Linked DNA regions of Homo sapiens: all the other regions are linked to region 3. Evidence: chromatin loops called from intact Hi-C (ENCODE). Cell type or tissue: dorsolateral prefrontal cortex. All regions are shown on one strand. Links, peaks and the distances in the headings refer to the core of each region. The heading gives the core; the rest is flanking DNA.

Region 1 (7,362 bases), core at 1,264-5,263, 60 kb after region 3:
GTGGACATTCAAGGGACCCCGCTCCTCCTTCATCCTTTCTCTCCTGCACGAATGAATCGTTTCCCGTGAATCTGCTCTTTGAAAAACCCCTTCCTAACTTCCATCTCTCTTCCTCTGCTCTCTTTGATGCCATCGCTTCTTAAAAGGGAGGCCTAGACTCACTGCTGTCTCACTTTTGTACGTTTATTTTCATCATGGTAAAATATACATAGCATAATATTTACCATTTGAGCCCTTTTAAGGTGTACAATTCAGTGGCATTTACATTCAAAACATTGTGCAACCATCCTGATGATCTATTTCCAGAGCTTTTTTTTTTTTTTTTAAATCATCCCAAACAAATTCTGGAACTGTGAGATAATAATGTCCCATTCTTTTCTCCTCCCAGTTCCTGGTAACCTCCATTCTTTCTGTCTCTATGAATTTGCCTATTGTAGAAACCTCGTGTAAGTGACATCATTCCATATGGGGCCTTTGTGTCTGGCTTATTTCACCTAACATCATGTTGCAGCAAGGTTCATTTCATTTCTTTTTATGGCTGAATAATATTCCCTCGTACAGATGGACAGCAGGTGTTGACCTATTCATCGGTTGTCTATTCGGCCTCCACAATCCACTGTTTTCATCCCTTCTTGCTGTCTCTACTTCTATGACCCTGGCCTAAGTCACCATTTTCTTCCACCAGAGTGCTCAGTGGCCTCCTCTGAGATTTCACTCTTTTTTTTTTCTTTTAAACAGCGTTATTGAAATGTAATTCATATATTATGTAATTCTCCCATTTAAAGTGGACAATTCAGGCTACTCTGCCTATGGAGTGGCCATGCTTTTGTTTCTTTACTTCTCTAATAAGCTTGCTTTCACTTAAAAAAAAAAAGTATACAATTCAATGGTTGCTAGTATATTCCATGTAGCTGCAATCGTCACCGTGGTCCATTTTACAGCATTTGTATCACCTCAAAAAGAAGCTCTGACCCTTCAGCTATCTCCCCTCCCCAACGCTCACCCTTACAGCCCTAGGCAACTAGTAATCTACTTTCTGTCTCTAGAGATTTGCCTCTTCTGGGCATTTTGTCTAAATGGAATCATACAATCCGTGGTCTTTTGTGAATGGCTTCCTTCACTTATCGTGATGGTTCCCGGGTTCATTCATGCTGTCCTATCGGCACTTCATTCCTTTCTATGGCCAAATAACTACCTCATTGTATGGATTCATTGGTGGACATTTATGTCGTTTCTATCTTTGGGCTATTACAAATAATGCTGCTTTAAACATTTTGTACAGGTTTCTGTATGAATATATGTTTTCGTTTCTCGTGGGTCTATACAGAGGAGTGGAACTGTGGGTCACACGGTAACTCTGTGTAATCGTTTGAGGACCTGCAGGCCACAGTGGCTGTCCTGCCTCCTCTCTTGCCTCTTTCAAAACTCCTCTTCACAGAGCAGCTGATGCGATCTTTCAAAAATGAACTTCAAATCATGTTTCATCTTTCTTGTAAAATCCTTCAATGACTTCCCAGCGTTCTTAGAATAAAACAAACATCATCACCATGGTCTACAAGACCCTGTGGCTGGGCACCAACTCCTTCTGGGACCATCCCTGCCTGCCTGTAGGGCTCCCGCTCCTTTGGGCGTCCCGGCCGCTGCTCCAGCAGGCCTAGGAACTTTCTCGTGAAGTCATCTGCGCTGGCTCCTCCCTCTGCTGGAACAGTCTTCGCTCTTGTTTCAGCCTCCTGTGGACGCTGTAACCAATTGCCATCAACTGGGTGCCTTCAAACAACAGAAATGGCTTCTCTCATCATTGTGGAGGCCCAGCTCTAAAGTCAAGGTCTTGCCAGGGGCCTGTTCCCTCTGAAGGCTGTGGGAGAGCATCCTCTTTGCCTCTTCCAGCTGCAGGTGGTTACCACCAATCCTCCGGGTTCCCTGGCTTGTAGCTGCATCGCTGCAGCCTCTGCCACTGTTGTCACGAGGCCATCTCCCTCTGCGTGTCTGTGCTTTCACTGTCTTTCCTCTGTGCATGGCTGTGTCTCTTCTCCCTTCATATGAGGACACAAATCATATTGGGTTAAGGGCCCATCTTACTCTAGTATGACCTCACATTAACTACATCTGCAATGATCCTATTTGCACATAAGATCATATTCTGGCAGGGCATGGTGGCACACGCTGCAATCCCTGCACTTTGGGAGGTCAAGGTGGGAGGATTGCTTGAGGCCAGGATTCAAGACCAGCCTGGGCAACACACTAAGACCCTGATTCTTTAAAAAAAAAAAAAAAAAAAAAAAATTCTGAGGTTCCTGGAGAAAATATGAATGGTGGTGGGGGCAGGGGAGGGCACTATTCAACCCTGTATAGCACAGTTCCTCATGTCCCAGCTCAGATTTCAACTCCTTCTCACCCACTATCCCCACCCCAGCTCCCCTCTCCCAGGGCACCTTTCTGGTTTCTTTTTGGCACCTTCACAAGCTGTAAGTAGGTGTTGTTGTTGGTTATTCATCCATTTCCCCTACTGGGTGAAAGCTCCCTGAAGGCTGCTCCTTGTCTATCAAGCTCATCACTCTGCCACTGTGATCCACTGCCTGATGCAGGGTGACTCTTCAGCAACGTGGAAGGAGACAGGGAAGATCCTGGTCCTGCAAGAGGAAGCCTGGACACAAGGTGTGCATGGGCCCCGAGCAGTCCACCAACACACGCTGTGGCGTGTATCAGCACTTCCTTCCTTTACATGGACAAATGCGATCCCATCATATGGACACACACACTCCGTTTATCCATTCACCAGTTGATGGACATTGGCATCGTTTCCATCTTTTAAAAAGAACATATAGTTGTACATATTTATGGGGTATAGTGTGATGTGTCCACACATGTATAGCTTGTGTAAGGATCAAATCAGGGTAATTAGCAAATTCATCACCTCCAATATTTGTCATGTCTTTGCGGTGAGCACATTCGAAGTCCTCTCTTCTAGGTATTTTGAAATATTCCGTACATTAGTATTAACAATAGCCACTCTTCTGTGCCAGAGAAGAACAGAATGTTTTCCTCCCATCTAATTGTATGTTGTTTTCATCATGGTGTCCACCGTGAGGCCTTGGCCTTTGGCGTACCAGTCACTGAGTGCTCAGTGGGTGACTCCAGCCCATCTCAACAACGTTGGTGACAGTGTCAGCTCTCAAGGGCAGGATTCAGTCATCCAACCCACTTTGCACCTCCAAGCATCGATGACAGGTGGGTATTCAGAAAACGTGCTGAAAACTTCATGGAAGCTACAGCTCGACTCCCAAGAGAGAAGCCTGTCTTTGAAGTGCCTGTGGAATGAGAATGACCTTCCTCTGTCAAACTTCCTTTCCAGTATGATGTTTTAGTCAATCCAGAGATGTATTCCTTCCTGTGCATTGGGGATGGACTTGCATCTGGGGAGGGTGTCTGGGGTCAGATCATCCCAGGCCACTAGGACCTGAGGTGTTGAAAATCCTGGAGGATCACTGCTGTACCCAGTGCATTGACGGCCCCACTCTCCTGGCCGTCTGCCTTCTACAGCCTCTGCTGAGATGAAGGCAATTTGGCTGGATGTGGTGAGGAATCTGTACAGGGAAGAGAGGCTGTTGCAGAGGAGGCAGCTGTAGGAGCGTCAGCACCCAGGAACGCACTCTCTGGAGCCTGGTGCAGAAATAGCACCCACTGCGTGTGGTGAGTGTCTGGTGTCTGGCATTCTGTGATGCTCTTCGGTTTTAAGACACCTGCCAGGAACAAAGTGGGGACTGGTAAACCAAGGTGCAAGATTGCAAAAGAGGCTCTACTTCCCCCTGCCTTCCTGTATTCTCATCCTTTGCAATATGACTTTGCATCTTCCCCCATCAAGAGCTGGAGTCTATTTCCCTCCCATATTAGCTTCCTAGGGCTGCTGTAGCAAATTGCCATAAAGCAGGTGGCTGAAACAACAGAATAAGTCCAAAGTCAAGTTGTTGGAAGGGCCATGCTCTCTCTGAAGGCTCTAGGGGAGAATCCACTCCAGATCTCTCTCCTGGTGTCAATCCTTGGACTTGCTTGGCTTGTAGCTCCATCACTCCAATCTCTGCCTCTGACTTTGTGTGTCTTTCTCACTGTGTCTCTCTGTCTCTGTGTCTTCCTCTCTTCTTACAAGGATGCCGGTCATTGGATTTGGAGCCCACTCTAAATCTAGGATGTTTGCACCTGGAGATCCCTAATTATTTACATCTGCAAAGACCCTATTTCCAAGGAAAGTCACATTCTGAGGTTCCAGATGGACACGCATTTTTTGGGGACACTATTCAAACTACTACACCACCCCTTGAATCTGAACTGGCCATTTGTCTTGCTGTGGTCAACAGAAGCTGGTAGAAGTGACAATGTGTCCACTCTAAGGCCATGAAGCCTCCACTCTTGACCGTGGAACACTAAGACCACCTGTGAACAAGCCTGAACTAGCCCATGGCCCAGCTAGGCCAACCAGCCTCCAGCCCACCCAGCAGTTGTGCAGATGAATGCAGCTGAGCTCAGTGAAGCTCAGTAGAACATCTCAGACCAGCTGAGTCCACTGTAAATTGGCAAACCACAGAATTGAGACTGAGTATATGGTTGTTGTTTGAGGCCACACCAAGTTTAGGGTTATTTGTTACACAGTAGTCGATGACTGATTCACAAGGTGTTATTGGTTTAGGGCAAATGGGAGATGAGTGCCATTTCTGGGTGCTGCCCACGTATAACAAAAACCAAAGTCTTGGCTGGGCGCAGTGGCTCACACCTGTAATCCCAGCACTTTGGGAGTCCGAGGTGGGAGGATCACGAGGTCAGGAATTCGAGACCAGCCTGGCTAAGATGGTGAAACGCTGTCTCTACTAAAAATACAAAAATTAGCTGGGCATGGTTGCAGGCACCTGTAGTACCAGCTGCTCGGGAGGCTGAGGCAGAAGTTTGAACCTGGGAAGTGAAGGTTGCAGTGAGCCGAGATAGTGCAATTGCACTCCAGCCTGGGTGACAGGGTGAGACTCCATCTCAAAAAAATAAAAAAATAAATAAATAAAATAAAATAAAAAACTAAAGGCTTGGATCTAAACCATCTACTAGTGGCAGGAAGTCTAGGCATCTTCTGAGCCACCCTCAGGATCAAATAAAGCTACTGGCTGGGTGTGGTGGTTCACGTCTGTAATCCCAGCACTTTGCGAGGCCGAGGCGGATGGATCATGAGGTCAGGAGTTCAAGACCAGCCTGGCCAAGATGGTGAAACCCCGTCTCTACTAAAAATACAAGAAATTAGCTGGGCATGGTGGCAGGCGCCTGTAATCCCAGCTACCTGGGAGGCTGAGACAGGAGAATCACTTGAACCCAGGGGGCAGAGGTTGCAGTGAGCCAAGATGGTGCCACTGCACTCAAGCCTGGGCGACAGAGTGAGACTCTGTCTCTAAAAATAATAATAATAATAATAATAATAATAATAATAATAATAATAATAATAAAGCTACTGAATCCCTTCACCAATGGAGGCACGCTCATATACCTCTTGGCATCTCTCTACAGTCCCCTTAATGTGCAGCCATGCACACAGTGGTGCCTATTAAAGGCATGGAGGTGGTGGTGGAGAACATGACAGAAGCTAGGTTCGTAGCCCATTAGAGTCATGAAAAAAAATGAGTAATTCCCAGCTTCTTCCGCTCACTGCCTCTCCATCTTCTGGAGCATGACAAGAGGCATATTCCTCCTGTGACTCGCAGTCACGTGGAAGCAGAGAAGCTGCCAGTTTGAAATCCCAGAGATGGGACCCCCCACCTGGCCAGGGCCACCGATTAAGAGCCCGAGAGCCAGCCATCAGCAGGAGCCTCAAAAATGCTGGCTGAAATTAATCACTTGCCTTGCAAGGGTATTTATTTTCTCCTTTATACCTGGAGAGAAATGGGCTGTGAACTGGAAATTTCCAGAGCAGTAGGCTGAACTTTTTGTGTGAATGGCAACGACTTTCTTTTAAAGTGCCACCATTTGCTCAGTTCAATTTCACCATTAAAGGACAATGGCCAATTTTCTGTGGACCTGGGATGTCGGTTTTGTCTAAAGCGTGAGCGTGTGGGGAATTTACTAACCTGGCTGTGATTGCCCATGAAAACAGGTTATTTAACAGGATTTAAATACTGTGCTCTGAAGCTCAACAGCAGTGAGGAGGCAGCCGGAGAATTGGAGTGGCGCATTTCCCTTCCAGCGCTAATGAGAGAAGGCAGGAAAAGCGAGCGTGATAGATAAGAGGCGGGCGGAGAGAGACAAGACAGAACTAGGGCCAAAGAGATGGGTGAGGGACCCCAATCAAGAGACAACGCCTGCTTTTAAAAAGGTGACCTTAAAATTCAGTCACTTGTTCACAGGTTTTATTCAACAAGTGTTTGTTAAAGGGTCTGCTGGGCTCAAGGTTCTCAGGTGCCATGAAAACCAAGCCCGCTACCAATTTTTGCAGGATTCTTGGAGGAGGTGTTTTGGAGCCGATTTTTAACTTAATTTTTTGATGCTTCTGCCAGTCGTTCCCTGCCAACCTTCTGAACTCTCCCTGCCTTGCTGGCTTGCTAAGTGAAGCCCTGAACAGAATATGGGGATGAGTGTCAGGAGGTTGGTCCTTCCATAAACTGACTCGAATCTTCGATTACGGTGTGGCCTCAGTTTTCTCATCTGTCAAATGGGAGTCATTATACCTAACTCACGTCTTCAGGCTTAAACAAGAGCGTAGGTAAAGATTCTGACACAATACCAGCTACTTGTGAGATGGACACAGCCGCCGTTTCCTTTTTCTTCCCTCTTGACATTTGCCAGGCTAGAATACGTCCTTTCTAAAATTTTGCTTAGGGGTGTGTCTCTTCCAGAAAGTCTTCCCTCTACCTAGGTGCTATTGAACTTTGGCATGGCCCTGCCCTTCGCAGCACAGGGCGGTGTCTAAGAGTGAGGGCTGGGGACGGGCTTTGAGATTCACATCTTGGCTCCCGGGCTCACCTGCAGTGTGATAGTGAATGAGATGTTTATCTCTTTCAATTCTCAGTTTCTCGTTAGAAACAGTACGTGCTCTGTAGGGCTGTTAGGGTTAAATGAGGCAGCCCATATAAAACGCTTTCCTGGGTCCTGGCACGTAGTATGTGTTCAATAAATGACAGCTGTTACCCATCATCCTCATGAACCATGACCCTGATCACCGGTGGTTTCCTAGAGGACTGCAAGTCTATTCTACAACTGCCATTAATAAAGAAATCTTTCTTCTTATTTGAAAAACAAAAGCAAAACACCCCTGCCCAAACCCACCTCAGTGAAATGCTGCCTGCCTCCTCTGCAGAGTCCTGCCCCTTCCAAGTAGAAAGAATTTTACTTCCAGGC
Region 2 (7,362 bases), core at 1,210-5,209, 51 kb before region 3:
TGACCAAGAAAATGAATGTGGCTATTAAAAACCGTGCTGTAAGAAAGATAGTGACGTGGCAGAATGGTCATAATGGACTAGTATCAGGGGAGGGGGGCATGAATGATAGGGAAAGCAGGCTAGAAAATAGTATGTACAATGGTACGTGTGTTTATAAAGAAAAAGGACTGGGAGGAGAGGGAAAGAAGGCTAGAAATCTCTGCAGCAAAAATGTTAAAGAGGTTTCCTCCAGGGTAGAGAATTATGAGCAATTTTTCTTTTTCTTGTGCTTTTTGGTTTTCCACTTTTACTACATTGAGCTCCTTTGTAATTAGGAAAACCAGGTTTTTAAAAGAGGTGGTTCTGTTACAGGTCCTTTGGTCCAGCGTTCTGTAGTTGCCACGGGCTGTGGTGGGAGCCTGGAGGTGTCTGCTCAGGGAAGGGCAGCTGCCAGGTGGGGTCCAGGAGGCAGGTGGCTATGCAAGCAGCTCAGCTTGTAGGATAGGTGAGCTTGGCTCATGGACTCTCCTCCCGTGATCACTTTTCCCACCTCCCCCCTCCCCCCACCGATCCCACAGGGGACATTCAGTATCCCAAATACCCAGCCTGTTAGACATAGTGTTTGATCGAAGATCGAGTTCCTCGGATTGAGGCTGGGTTGAAAAATGACCCATATGTCCCTAGAGATGGAGCAGAGCTGGAGCGGAGCTTAGAATTTACAACCCAGCCTCCCAGCGCTGGGCCTGGACACCACGCAATTTTGACAGATGATTCTCATGAGAAACTTTCAGTTTCCATTTGATTATGGGCCCATAAACACAGATTGCAATTGAACAGAGTTAGGGCTCTGCCTGGATTGGACCTGCCAGGGCTCAGGGAGCCTTACTGGATGGCTCTGGCCTGCCTGTCACCTGCTGGTTCTGAGCTGCTGCCTACAGCTATGCATGTGTTGTGATGTGGCTGTTGGACGTATCCACATGCATCTCTTATGTGGGCATCTGCCTCTCCCATTAGCCTGGGCAGGGATTGTCTTTCCGATGGATCATCTAATCCTACCATCTTTGGGTGGTAGTTGTCCCTGCTGGTTATAGGAGGTTTCAGCTAACTTTGGTTTAGGGTTCACCATCTTGCTTTTACTTTTTCACTCACTCACTCATTCATTCATTCACCATTTGACATTATTGAGCAGCTGTCATGTGTCAGAATACGGACTTAGTAATACCAGGCGGACTCAGGGATACCAAGAATAAAGTCTCACTGCTAGCGTCAGAGGAGTCATACTTAAGACCGTGTCACATGCATTAATTTAGAAAAACGTTCAGGGAGCTAAGAGAACACAGAGGATAAACCCCTAGGCAGGAGGGAGAAGCCAGCCTGGGCTACCAGGAAGGGAGGCTGTTCACTCAATTCATCTCAGCAAGTGTCTGGAGTAGCTGCACTAGGCTAGACCCCCAGAGGATTAGACAGAGATAGTGCAGTGGCACAAGCTAGACCACCTGAGGATTAGACAGAGATAGTGCAGTGGCATAGGCTAGACCACCTGAGGATTAGACAGAGCTAGTACAGTGGCATAGGCTAGACCACCTGAGGATTAGACAGAGATAGTGCAGTGGCACAGGCTAGACCCCCTGAGGATTAGACAGAGATAGTACAATGGTGTAGGCTAGACCCCCTGAGGATTAGACAGAGATGGTGCAGTGCCAGTGTTCCTACCCCCATATTGCTTATCATTGTTGAGTATTTCTTCCAGCATTCTAGGATAAGACTGCTTCTTTCTCATTCCCCCTGTGGGGTAAATATTAGGAGTTGCTTCAGGACCCTTGAGCAAGGGGACAAGACAAACCTATAGCAGAGTGACACCTGCGGGGTCTGGAGTCTTCAGCTGGAATGAATTCAACAAATACTCACCTTGTGCCAGGCACTGTTCAAAGCACTGGGCAAGCAGAAGAGCCAAAGAGGCAAAGTCCATATTCCACTGGGGAGAAAGAGAAAGAGATCATCGTCGAAGGCGCACGTGCATAGGTCAAGTGCATAGGGTCAAGTGCAGAGGAGTGCAAGGAAGAGACTTCAGTCAGAGAACAGCTGAGAGAGGACGGAGGGCAAGTCCATGTTTATACACAGGCAGAGACGACGGCAGCTTGGACTGTGGTGGCAACAGAGGAAGTGGCTGGAGGTGACTGGACTGTAGATGCATTTTGAAAGTAGAGCTTTTAGAGCGAGGGGTGTGGGAGACAGAGAGGAGTGGAGGATGATTCGAGGGTTTCCAGCTTGAGAACTGGGGAGTGAGTTGCTGTTTACTGAGGCAGAGGAGCCTGGGAGAGAAACAGGTTTGGGGGAAGCCACTTCTGTCCCATAACTGTAGCACTTGACGGTTGTCCCAGGGGACTCTCACGTGCCCCCCCCGCCTCCCCCGCCTCACAGTTCCTGACCGGTGCTGTGATGTGCCCTGTCTTTTTGTGACCCCTGCGTCGGCCTTTCTTCCTCGGCTGATGCACCATTTGCACTGACCTCTGTGCTGCAAATGCAGCAGCCAGGCTTTTTGCACAAGCCTTTTTGCTCAAGGCCAGTTGCTGCTGGGAGAAAATGCCTGTCCTTGCAGGGTTCCCCGCCTAGTGCAAACCACAGCACACTGCCACTCAGAGCCCAAGGTGACCTTCCCACCCTGGGCGTGGGAGTCAGGCAATTCAGCACCAGCCCTGGGCCCCCAGGCCTGTGGATGCTGCTGCCTCTTTGCCGTGCTGTGCGCGGCGCCGGCTCCTTGTCCATAGAAACATCCCAGCCCACTCAGCGGCTTGCGAGGCCTCCCGCCCCGGGTCTGGTTTGCACCAGCCTCTTTTGTGTACCAGCTGCTCCGGCCGCCGCTCTTTCATCCCTGCTCCTGGGAGGGCCTGGCTCCGCACCCTGCACAAACACATCTGGACTTCTTCAGACCACATGACAGGAACAGCTGCTGCCAGAAAGAAAAGGACACAGTGGCCCTTTTGTAATCACTCTTGATTGTCTCCAGCCGTAGGGCACTTGTGTTTTGGTCATGGATTTAAGGACTTCCAAGATGTTTCTAGGAGCATATTATTGCCCCAGGCCTGGCTGTGCCTTCTGTGGTCCAGGTGGCAGCAGGAAAGGGTAGAGGCATTGGGACCGAGCAAAGAGGCTCCTGTAAGTGTGTCCTGAGGCTTCCACCTTCTAGGATAGAACAGGGCACACAAGGAGGAAGAAGGCAGCGATGTGGCTGTCACCCGCCGTAGCCACCTGCTGGTATGGCTGACACCAGCCCTGGGCCCCGAGACAACAGCCACTGCAGGCCTTGAGGCCCAGCGCTGGTGCTGAATCTCCTGTCTCCTGTGCACAGGACAGGAAGGTAACCTTGGGCTCTGAGCTAGAATGTGCTGTGGCTTGCGCTAGACGGGGCCTGGTGGCTTCCATGGTCTCCTGTTGACTCCACCTGCCAGTGTCTGCATCTCTTTGCCTGAGGGCTTTTTCTAAAGCTGTAAAAGTTTGCTTTGTCAGAAGAGGGGAAATGAATACCCTCCCCCAGAGCAGCCTACTCAGCTGGTGGCTGAGGGGATTGGGTGTATAAATACCCCAGCTACCTTGCCCTCAGCAGGGAGGACTTGGAGGCATCTGTTCTACAGGTCACCAGAGGACCCCGGAGGACTAAGCTCCAGCTGCCAGCGTGGGTGCTGGCTTGATCCCCTGCTCCTCCTCCTCCTCCCCTGCTGCCTGTCCTCCCTGTGTCCCCTCCCGCCTCCCTGACTGTGGTCTTGTATCTCCTAAAGGTGTACTGGATCCTTCTCCCAGGACCTGCTTTTGGGTGAACCTGAACTAAGACCAGTGACAGCAAAGGTCTATGGGTTTAGGGATTGTTTTTAGGGCAGTTCAAACAGGTACCAAGAACCTGTGGGACAAATACATTAAAAGTGGAACTGCTCAATAGTTTTACTTGGAATCAGCTTTGAACGTGCCTCAAATTCGGAAAAAGTGCACAAAATCGGCCCTTTATAAGAAGCAACCCCACAGTTGCTGAAGGGAAGGGTTCCTCTGTCTCTTTCTTCTGCCTCCATACAGGAACATTTTAAGCCATTTAAACCTCCATATTCCAGAGTCAGAGATTTGGGCTGAACCTAGGTAGCTATTTTGACATCATATAGGACTACACTGAGACAAAATCTAAGGGAAAAGTGGAGCAGTCGGTCCGGAGGCTTAGCTTCAGCGTGGTTTGTGGACATGGTTCATTCATTGGCTGTTGTCACTGGCGAAGTGGAACTTCTGGGGTTCGGATTCTTTAACTTCATAATTCAGCCAGTGGGATTGTTTTCTGGGTAATCATGACATCAGCCAAGGTTCAGTCATAGAATCAGGAAGGTCAATTTTTTTTTTTTTTTTTGAGACAGAGTCTTGCTCTGTTGCCCAGGCTGGAGTGCAATGGCATGATCTTGGCTCACTGCAATCTTCGCCTCCTGGGTTCAAGTGATTCTCCTGCCTCGGCCTCCTGAGTAGCTGGGATTACAGGCATGCACCACCACACCTGGCTAATTTTTTGTATTTTTAGTAGAGATGGGGTTTCACCATGTTGGTCAGGCTGGTCTCAAACTCCTGATCTCGTGATCTGCCCACCTCAGCCTCCCAAAGTGCTAGGATTACAGGCATGAGCCACCGTGCCTGGCCTTTTTTTATTTTTTTTAATTATTTTTATATATTTTTTGAGACAGAGTCTCACTCTGTTGCCCAGGCTGGAGTGCAGTGACGTGATCTCGGCTCACTGCAACCTCCACTTCTCAGGTTCAAGTGACTCTCCTGCCTTAGCCTCCCGAGTAGCTGGGAATACAGGTGCCCGCCACCCCGCCCGGCTAATTTTTTGTATTTTTAGTAGAGACGGAGTTTCACCATGTTGGCCAGGCTGGTCTTGATCTCCTGACCTCGTGATCTACCCCACTTGGCCTCCCAAAGTGCTGGGATTACAGGCGTGAACCACTGTGCCCAGCCAGGAAGGTCAATCTTTTTGTGACAACATGGGAGTCACACCACAGTGACTTAATCGCCACCTGTACCTCACCCACTCCCCAAAAACTCACCCTGTACTCATGTTCCTGGATGAACTAGCTTTGCAAATATCAGCCGTGTGTTTCCATCATGAAAACCCATCCTCTGCATCCTTTATGGAGCTGACCTGAAATGGCCAACAGGGAGGACCGGCCCCTTCTGGACCAGCTGAATTTCAAATCAACATGATCTCTCACACACGATCTCTCATCAGCCGCTGGCTGGAAAGACACATGATAAAGGATTCGGCAGAGCTTCTGACACCGCAGGCTTTGCGACCTTGTGAGGCTTGGGAGAGAAGCCTGGTTCTCATTTGAACAGATGGGCCTGTTTGCAAATACTTCCTCTGATACCCTAGAACAGACAACATCCTGTCTGAGGTGGGTGGTTGTGACTGAAGAGACCAAACAGACCTCAAAGAAACACCTGCCACAGAAGTGGCAGCTCTGACTGTGGAGCCAAGAAAGCTTCTGCATTGCTGCCTCTCTGTCTAAGGGTGGAATTCTTTTTATTATTATTATTATACTTTAAGTTCTAGGGTATGTGTGCACAACGTGCACGTTTGTTACATAGGTATACATGGGCCATGTTGGTTTGCCGCACACATTCACTCATCATTTACATTAGGCATTCCTTAAGGGTGGAATTCTTTTAATAAGCAGGCCACGGTAAGGTTCTGAGAGTAAGAGGGAGAGGCAGCCTCCCTGCTGTCCTGCCTGAGAAGCTGGAGGCTGAGGTCTGATGGAGGAAGACAGGAAGAAGAGAGGGGCAGGATGTCCATGTATCTTTCTGGATGTATCACAGCTGTGCCTGGTACCAGGCAGGGGCAGACCATTTCTTCAAGGGCTGATGCTATTCTGAGAAGGTATCTTGCCCACCCAAGCTATCTCTTGGTCCCAGACTTGTCCAATTTTCTTCCCAATGACAGGCAGCCAACAATGTGCCCTCTTTGCAGTGAGACTGTACTGCAGTTGGAGGGAGAGCCCTGTAGGCAATGCAGAGTGTTCCCAGGGTCATTCCCAAACGTTCATTCAAGCAGGGCACTAGGCCAAGGCTCTGCAGCGAGAGACACCCTGAGACTTCTGATACCCTCTGGGACGAGACTGACAGATACCAGTCAAGGATTTCACTAATTCATCTCCCGTGGCCCAAGCAGATGTAATTCATGATATTCCTATGTTCAACTGGGACACAGCCTCAGAATCCTTCTTCATACTCCAATACAGCAGGCAGCCACGAATGCCGAGATCCAGAGCTGACACCCAAGATGCAACATGCTTTCCACATCTTCCCTGGGGACTTACAGTTTAAAACTGATTCCCTGACACCAATAACCATGCAGCAGATATGCAGATACCTCGATAAGAAAGGTCTTTGTGATTTATAATAGCAGATATAATCATTCACCCTGCCTAAAAGCTAAGGGTTTTTGCCATACTGTGAGGTTTTGAAGCAGAGTATCACGTGATTCGTGTTCCTGAATTTGACATGGGGAATCCTCATCTGAGTTGAGAAGGATATAGCAATCTTCAGTAGCCACTCCCAGGGGGCCTCTGTCCAGGATACAGGATCTGGACAGAGAACAAAGCAAATAGGACTGATGTCTCCATCCTCGGTAGCATCTCTCCAATCTGCTCCTATCCCTCTCACTCTCCTAAGCTCCCCTCAAGTAGGTGATCAGGTAAATTATCCTCTAAACTAGGAAAGGTACTATTAATGATTACATCACAATAACAGGTAAAATGGGAGGTGTCCCAGGCAAACAGGAATATAGGATCCCCATGCCCACAGGCCCTCTAGTTTTGTATGAGAAGGTGCATCTGTGTGTGCCAGATGTGTGTGTAGGGGTGGGTGTAATTTGGTGGGTGTGCTATGGGGCGCTGAGCAAAAGCAGATCCTTCTCCTGCCTAGGGTTCAGTCCCTTCCTCAGCCCTGTGTCCCCTCTGGCTTCGCCTGCCAAGGCTCTATCAGGTGTGAGAGTACAGAGCGATGGAGCTCCTGGCTGAGCTGATGAGGCTCCCAGGGACTAGAGCAATTAATTAAGCCTCTTCCCAGCTCTCAGCACAAGCCCCGTGCCACTGCCAGAGCCTTTTAATTGCCACTGGAATGGGTAGCTCTTAAAATCAACGTCCTTCCCTTAAAATCAACGTCCTGCTCAGCAGTGCTAGGAGAGGGAGGCTGGAGAGGGCGTGGAGCTGGCCTGTCCAGCAGTCCCCACTTCCCTTCTGGGGCAGGTCCCAGGAAATGCTTCCTTCCAATAGCTTCTTCCCTGCTGTGCCCACTTTGGGATTTTTTGCAGCTATGAGGGTGTTGACAAAATTCAGATAGTCACACATGGGAGAG
Region 3 (7,362 bases), core at 2,024-6,023:
GGTGGATATACGGACCAGGCAACCTAACAAGGTGGTTTTGCCCTGGGATTCAAACATAGGAAAACTAGAAGGGGAAAGGAAAGAGGCCCTTATTTTTTGGTGTTAATCATCATTTACTACATGGAGACTTTTTAAAAAAAAAGACTGGGATGTTTCTTGGTTAAATGGTGAAAGGGAAATGAAATTGACAGGGCCCTTAGCTGGCTTGTCCCTGCAGAGACTAGAGCTTCTCTCTTCCAACAGAGTATTGACTCAACCCACACATAGATCTTTCTGTGGGAACTAGGAGAACAGAGATGTCCCCCTGCCTTCCTGATGAGAAACATTGTCAGAGTTACTGGCCTTTGATCCCAGACTAGCAAGCATACCATTGAGTCCAGGTCCCACTGGGACATGAGCAAGGTGGAGATTGTTCAGCCCTGATATAAATGCGGGAGGGGAGCTTCATGGCTCCAGGGTAGTCGTAGACCCCACCACCTACATGAGGGACCCTCTGGAATCACAGGGCATGGTCTAGAAGCCAGACAAAAATCTTCTCTGATGCCTTTCCCTGGGATGGGAGGGGGTTTCAGTAGCTGGAGTCCCCGAACGCTGTGCCCCTTGGCCCAGCCTCTATCAGCACTGGGGTTGACCCACTACTGAAATTCAGTGGGCGTTCCTTCCGCTGCTGCCAATTTCACCACTGTCAAGTGTGGTTACAGGTGCAAGGAGTGGGTGCAGCAGGGGGCAACAACTCCTCAAGGGAGCTTTGGCAGGAGGGGTGCAGCCATGGACCACGATGGGGATTGTGCCTGGCTGGTGAAGACCCAGGGAGTCCCCAGAACAGAGAGCTCTAGGGTGAGACACAGAATCCTCCCAATGCCCCACCTGCCAACCCCCAGATGCAGCTGGGGTTCTAGCTGGCTCCAGGCCCCACGGTGCCCGGAGGGCTACAGTGGATAAAGTCTGCTAAAAGTTACACTGTATTTATTTATTCCCTAGAAGTACAGAGAGACCTGCATAAGAGGAAAGGGCAAGGCATATAGAGACCATAAAAAGAGTTGAGTTTTTATGTAGTGGTAACCTGGGGAATTAATTTCTGGCTAACAGAGGTCGCACGACAATAACTGAGTTTTGAACAAGCACAGTTCAAAACTCCCTGGGGAGGTACGGAGAGGCCACTGAGCCTTGAAGGCAGGATGGAGGTGGGTGGAGTGAGGGGTGGGAGATGGCCAGGGCTGGCCTTGGGGACATGGGTACTAGGACCCAATTTCAAAGCACAGTAAGGCTAATAACTAAATGCTGGTTTCATTCAGTCCACATTTATTGGGCACCTACTGTGTGCCTAAACCTGAGTGAATAACATGGGGATTACAGTGATGGATAAACTGGGGCCCCACTCTCAATACTGTCATTGTCTTTTGGGGGGGTACCAGGAATGATGCTACCTGTGACTGGGCCATCAGGCATGACAGATAGAGCATGACCTGGGAATCAGACCCCATGGGCAGGAATTCTGCTTCTTTACTATAAACTCTGCCACCTTGGCAAGATGCTTAATCTTTCTCCCTCAGTTTCCTCATATAGAAAATAAGAATAATCCTACTTTCTGCCTCTTGAGATTGTGATGAAGATTTATGTGAACAGAAATGGCCTGGCATGTAACACCTTCTATCAGGACACACACTCTGAGAAACAGCTTCACTGAGTTTGAGGCAAAGTATTATGATGGTCCAGAGTGACTCATCCAGTGGAGGGGTCCAGGAAGGCTTCATGGAGGAGGTGACTTCTGATTTAGGTTTTAAAGCATGAATAAGATCTACATGAAGGGAGAAGAGAGGCACAACTTCTAGGCAGGTGCTACAAGCTGTGGCGGGAAGAATAGGAGGGGCCACGTGGCACTGAGTGCTTGATGTCCTGGGGGTGTTCTGGCCAAATTTAGGGAGCCCCCCCTTAAATATATAAGGCTGAGCTCAGGATGGTGGGCAGGCGGTGACCACACGTGGGGAGGAAACCAGAGCACCTGGTACAGTGCCCAGTCCCGGTCTTCTCCAGATACTGATGAAGGGGTGCGGGCATATTTTGGCTGAAGGCAGCAGCCCTAAGCTCCGGAAGACACCACATTCACCAAGTCAGAACCCTCGGGATGGGAGCCAAAGAATGTTTTCTAGCACTCAGTGAGAGAACAGGCCCGGGCTACCTGATTGAAAGACACCGCAACCCACACGTGTAGCCTTACATTTTCCAGCAGCCACATTAAAAAAAAGTGAAAAGAAACAGGTGAGATTGCTCACAATAGCATACGTCATTTAACCCAATATATGAAAAATGCCATGATTTCCATGCATAATAAATATAAAAGAATTATTTATGAGATATCTTGCCATCTCTTTTTCATACTGGGTCCTAAAAGTCCTGTGTGTATCCCACACTTCAGGCACCTCACTAGCCCAGTGTCCAGTGATCAATAGCCACATGTGGCTCAGGGCTGTCATATCCAACAGCACAGTGATGAAATCACAGTGAAACTTCTCCACTCTCCAGTCCAGAGACGGCCATCTCCCCATGGCCTCCGCAGGGCATTCTCCAAACTCACACATCTGGAGCCAATGCCCACGGGCTCCTGGCTGGTCATTCTGTGTTGTCTGATACTGTTCATGTTGGTGACCTTAGTGCTGGCCAGGGAGGGAGTCTGGCTCTCTTCTATTGGAGGTAATTGTGGAGTGGGGTGGCTGTGGGGCCTCAGAACACCTTGGAGCTCTCAAAGACCCTCTCACATCTTGGCCATTCCCACTTCCAGGACCAAAGCAATGATTCTGGGAATCAGCTGGGGCCACCACTGGAATAGAATGAGGCGATGGGGAGAGCCCAAGTTGGGAAAATGGAATCTTTGGTGACTGTGGGGGATGTGAGAGCCACAGACAGGAGATCACGGGTGCCTCTGCCTGCCACATATTTGAAAATGCACAAAGCAAGAGCCTCCCCTCTCCCCAGCACACGCAGGCACAGGGAAGTGTGATCATGGAATCAATTTATTTGTCTACTAATGCGCCAGGCACTGTGTTTTATAGGTATGAGCCCATGTCAGCCTCACGACAACCCTTGAGATAGGTCCTATCAGTGCCTCCATTTTAAAGATGAGAAAACAGAGGCACAGAGAGGTGAAGCATCTTGTCCGGAGTCACACAGCTAGTGGGTGGGGTAGCCAGGATTTGGACCTAGGGGGAGCTCCATCCGGGCACCAAGTCCACTGTCCCCTGGAAATCACATCATGACAAGGGGAGAAGGCAGTGGGGAGATGGAAAAGTTGGGAGGCTGTTCAGGAACTGGTGACAAGGAGGGGGAAGGCTGCCATCTGGCACCACCATGCAGGCAGTCCCAGATGGTGGAGAACCCACATCCACTGCCTGGCCGGGCTGGAACAGGATGGGGCGCAGACAGGCAGGTTCTCGGCAGACAGGCTCTGTGAAGAAGGTCTCATGCTTCCCCCATCCCACCCCAAGGGAGTGGCGAGGGAAGGGAAGCCTGTGACCTCATCATCTGGGCCAAGGCCAATGACATCACCAGGAGGGCAAGGAGCCAGGCCCAGCAAGTTATTTATGGAAACGGCTGGCGGCCAGGCACAGCTCCTGAGCTGTTTCAGATGTGGCTGGGATAAAGCCTCCAGCTGGCCCACTGGGGCTGCTGAGGCCAGGCAGGCGGGTGAGGATGAAGGAGGGCTGGAGGAGGGCTGGGGGAGTCAGCCCGCTGATGGGGCAGGGCTCTTCGAAGGCTCACTGGGGTCCCCAGCGGGGATCACTGGGGCACCATGCTTCTCCTTGGCGTCTGCCCATCTGTGTCCTCCCTTGCTCAGGGTGGACCTGTGGTCTCTGCAGCCTGCCATCAGGGTCTGAGTCTGGATGAGCTTAGAAAGAGCAGCATGGAGATTTCAATCACAAGCCACAGCTCATGTGTGCATCTATATTCGTGTGCCTGAGGGGATGTACTGTGTGCATGGCTGTTGTATGTGCGTCCCTGTCAATGGATAGATATACTCTCTGGTCCCTTGTATATTGCTCCCCTGAGTGGTCATAGGGGTAGTTAAGTTTGTGAGTTCATGGATATGGGCATCTCTGCATGAGTGTGTGTGTGTGTGTGTGTGTATGTGTTTGTAGGAGATGGGGAGAAGAGAGAGACAGAGTGCACAAGACCTAGCAAATAGGAAGAGAGGAGTCACGAGGGGAGAGAAATCACTGTAGGAAGTTGGGAAATATAATTTCAGTGGAGGATACAGAGGCACTTATGGAAGCTTCAGCAAAAGTAGACAAACCTTTCAATCCATTTATCAAAAATGCCTGCAGCTCTGCCGCCTGAGTAGGTGCAACAAGAATAAAATATTGAGCAGAACCAGTGATTGTGGGACTGGAGGAGGCCAATAAATAAGAAATTACTGAGATGCTCACCCTGAGTCCAATGAGTTTGCTCTGGCACTCCCTCTACTCATCATGCCCTGTGGTCTCTTGGGTGCTGGCTGGGACAAGCTAGCAGGAACCCACGTGGCCAGATCTCTGGCATTTTGACTTTAGGACTTCTGGAAGGATGCCTGGGAGAATCAGGGGGAACAGAGCTGCCAAGCTCCACTCAGGTAAGCTTTGGTGTGGTGGTAACACAGGGGCCCTGCTTCTCATGCCTCTTGGCCTTGCTAGCTGCCCTCCTTCCCTTTAAAATCCTCCATGAGGGAACGAAATCTACAAGACCCTGAATGGAGCTTTGGTGGTTGATCTATGGGCTCTCGATGGAGCAACAGGGGTATGGGAATGGGAGCCAGGTCATGACCAAGGGGCTCCCAAACCTAGACCCCAGCCTGTGCTATCTACAAAGACCTCATCTTGCCTCCCAGATCTTAGGCCTTTTGAGTGATGGGTGGAGGGATGACACCATGAAACCTCCCACTGAATGGGAACCCCATCCTTTGGTACGTCCTCTTTCATGTCATGACCACCCACCCCAGAAAAGAAAACGAGCACTTTTTCAAATGCCCTTAAACTTGAACTCAGGATGAGTTGAAACAGGATGTCTCATTGATTTTTTTTTCACCTCCAAGTCCACAAAAGAGTAATGGGCACAGCTTTCCCCCTCCCCTCCCACACCCTGGCAACTGCCCCTCAACCCCCTGACCGATCACCTGCTTCCCTCACACCCACACAGCACCCCCTCAATAACAGAACTAGAATCGTTGCATCTCAATGCCAAGAACCACAATGGCAGGATAAACTGCCCGGGAGACCCCATCCAGGGCCATGGCTGTGGGAGTCACATTCTCTAACCTTCTCCCAGCTGTGATCAGCAGAATGGGAGAGGTCCAGCTGAGTGGCTCTCTGGGTTGCCAAGCTAAACACCCAGAAGGCAGGAAATAAGATTAACTCTCAGCAGGAAATAGAGGGATAAAGGTTGACTGGGGCAGTGGAGGCGCCAACTGGATGTTCCAAGGGACAAAAAGGAGGACCCTGGCTCTGTGGGAGCAGCCTGAGCTCACAGAATCCACTCCTTCTGCTTTCAGAAACACAGCAGATGGGAACTCCACTTTTTTAGAGTGTTCTGGGGAGGCAAATCCCCTATCTACAAGTTGTTCCTAGTTTCCCTGCCTCATTGCAGAAGGCCTATCTTAGGACCCAAGCAAGATGCAGTGTTGTTAGGCTCTTGGACCTGGAAAAGGTCCTGAGCTCTCCACTGCCCCACTGCCTCCACTGCACTCTCTAGGTATTTGTAACCGAGTATGATTGCATGTATATGGGTCTGCCCAAGCATGGGCACCTGTCCCTTCCAAAGGCACCCTCATCCTTGGGAGGGATGGAGGTGGAACAGCAGGACGAACTTCCCAGCAGTCAATCAATCTAGAATTCTGAAGACAATTTCACCCCCAGACGGCAACAGGATGAGCAGGATCAGGGAGCAGCACTCTTGTTTGCAGGGCTGGTACTCTCTATCACATTTCTAGAGCCTGTGAAATGCCATTCCAGGCTGCTGGTCCAGGACCGTTCTCCTTTCCTTGTTTCTCTAGCCCTGCTTCCATGCTGGACAGGCCTAAGTGTGTAGGGGGCGGTGGTTGAGGAAAGTTGATAGGGCAACCATCCCAGGTGGCTCTTTCCTTTGCCTTTGTAAAATCTGTAAGAAGAGGAAGCAGTCGTTTTCCTGGGGCGCTGGGGTATAGCCCCATAGATTGAAACTATGTGAGGCACAGCACCAAGCAGAAAGACCTGGTTTCCATCCTATCATCTGCGTCCCAGCGGCTCGCATTACTGGCTCCTTTAAAGACTGACATCTGGGCTTTGGCCAGTGCTCAGATTGCAAGAATAAGGAGCTATATCTCTAGTGAGATGGTCGGGGGGTTGTCATTGCACCAGCTTTCAAAGGGCTTTTCACCATTGTCATACTTTTCTTTTTCAGTCTTACTTAAGGAGATGTGTTCAAACAATGATGATGATGATGATATTGCCGTGTGCTTACTCTATGCTAGATGCTTCACTTTTGTTGTTCATTTAATTAGCACAATGATCCAATTAAGTAGGTATTATTATCTCCACTTTTCATATGAGGAAACTGAGGCCGAGAAAGGCTATGTGACTTTCCAATGGCCACGGGTATCCTGAACCCAAACCCAGGGCTGGATGACTACCAAGCCCATGCTATTGCTCGGGCACTTTTCTGCTTCTGCAAGGGAAGTGGTTTCAGGCAGAGAAAGCTAAAAGCTGGCCTGAGTGATTAGCTCTTCTCAGGGTGCAGAAGGCCCAGAACTTCAGGCAGAGGATGCACAGCCAGCGAGTGACTCATCTCGGTTTGCTTGAGACTTTTTAGCACTGAAAGTCTTGCCTTCTGGGAGCCCCATCAGTCTCGGGCACACTGAGATGGTTGGTACCCTAGATGGAGTGCACGCCAAGGACAGTGTGGACCAGGTACAGTGGATGGACCCTGGAGAACCACCTGCTCTGGGTGGTTGAAGGTAGTGGGCTCAAGTCAGTGGGCAGAATGAGATTTGCTGGCAAAGGCTCTTCTTTTTTTTCTTCTTCTTTTTTTTTTTTTTTGAGATGGAGTCTCGCTCTGTCACCCAGGCTGGAGTGCAGTGGCATGATCTCGGCTCACTGTAAGCTCTGCCTCCTGGGTTCACGCCATTCTCCTGCCTCAGCCTCCCGGGTCCACGCCATTCTCCTGCCTCAGCCTCCCAAGTAGCTGGGACTACAGGCGCCTGCCACCATGCCCGGCTAATTTTTTGTATATATATATTTTTAATAGTGATGGGGTTTCACCGTGTTAGCCAGGATGGTCTCAATCTCCTGACCTCGTGATCTGCCCACCTCAGCCTCCCAAAGTGCTGGGATTACAGGCGTGAGCCATCGCGCCCAGCCA

The links. A loop is a pair of places that touch in the nucleus more often than their neighbours do. Peaks named below come from ENCODE experiments on the same cell type or tissue, not always from the same donor. Only the 100,000 strongest peaks of a DNase experiment are listed, where the experiment ranks them.
Region 1: it touches region 3 in a loop (2.0-fold over the local background); 4 of 110 quality-filtered maps call a loop at or near these places.
Region 2: it touches region 3 in a loop (2.8-fold over the local background); 4 of 110 quality-filtered maps call a loop at or near these places.

What each region holds. Positions count from the first base shown.
Region 1 is chr17:73,828,224-73,835,585 of GRCh38, forward strand. It overlaps LINC00469 (long intergenic non-protein coding RNA 469), which reads right to left and starts at 314. Exons shown (of 4, transcript NR_027146.1): 1 at 225-314. RefSeq lists enhancers at 1-160, 1,151-1,652, 1,653-2,152. In dorsolateral prefrontal cortex, for the core only: no CTCF peak of the experiment used is centred there; a DNase peak (open chromatin) is centred at 3,632.
Region 2 is chr17:73,717,036-73,724,397 of GRCh38, forward strand. No RefSeq gene overlaps it. Among named protein-coding and RNA genes, the nearest start is that of LINC02092, 66 kb to the right of the region's middle. In dorsolateral prefrontal cortex, for the core only: CTCF peaks have their summits at 2,761 and 2,961; DNase peaks (open chromatin) are centred at 2,826 and 3,255; H3K27ac peaks cover 970 bases.
Region 3 is chr17:73,767,152-73,774,513 of GRCh38, forward strand. The region is part of intron 2 of LINC00469 (long intergenic non-protein coding RNA 469); the gene reads right to left. Among named protein-coding and RNA genes, the nearest start is that of LINC02092, 16 kb to the right of the region's middle. RefSeq lists enhancers at 230-730, 3,081-3,582, 3,583-4,082. In dorsolateral prefrontal cortex, for the core only: a CTCF peak has its summit at 3,621; a DNase peak (open chromatin) is centred at 3,540; H3K4me3 peaks cover 779 bases; H3K27ac peaks cover 866 bases.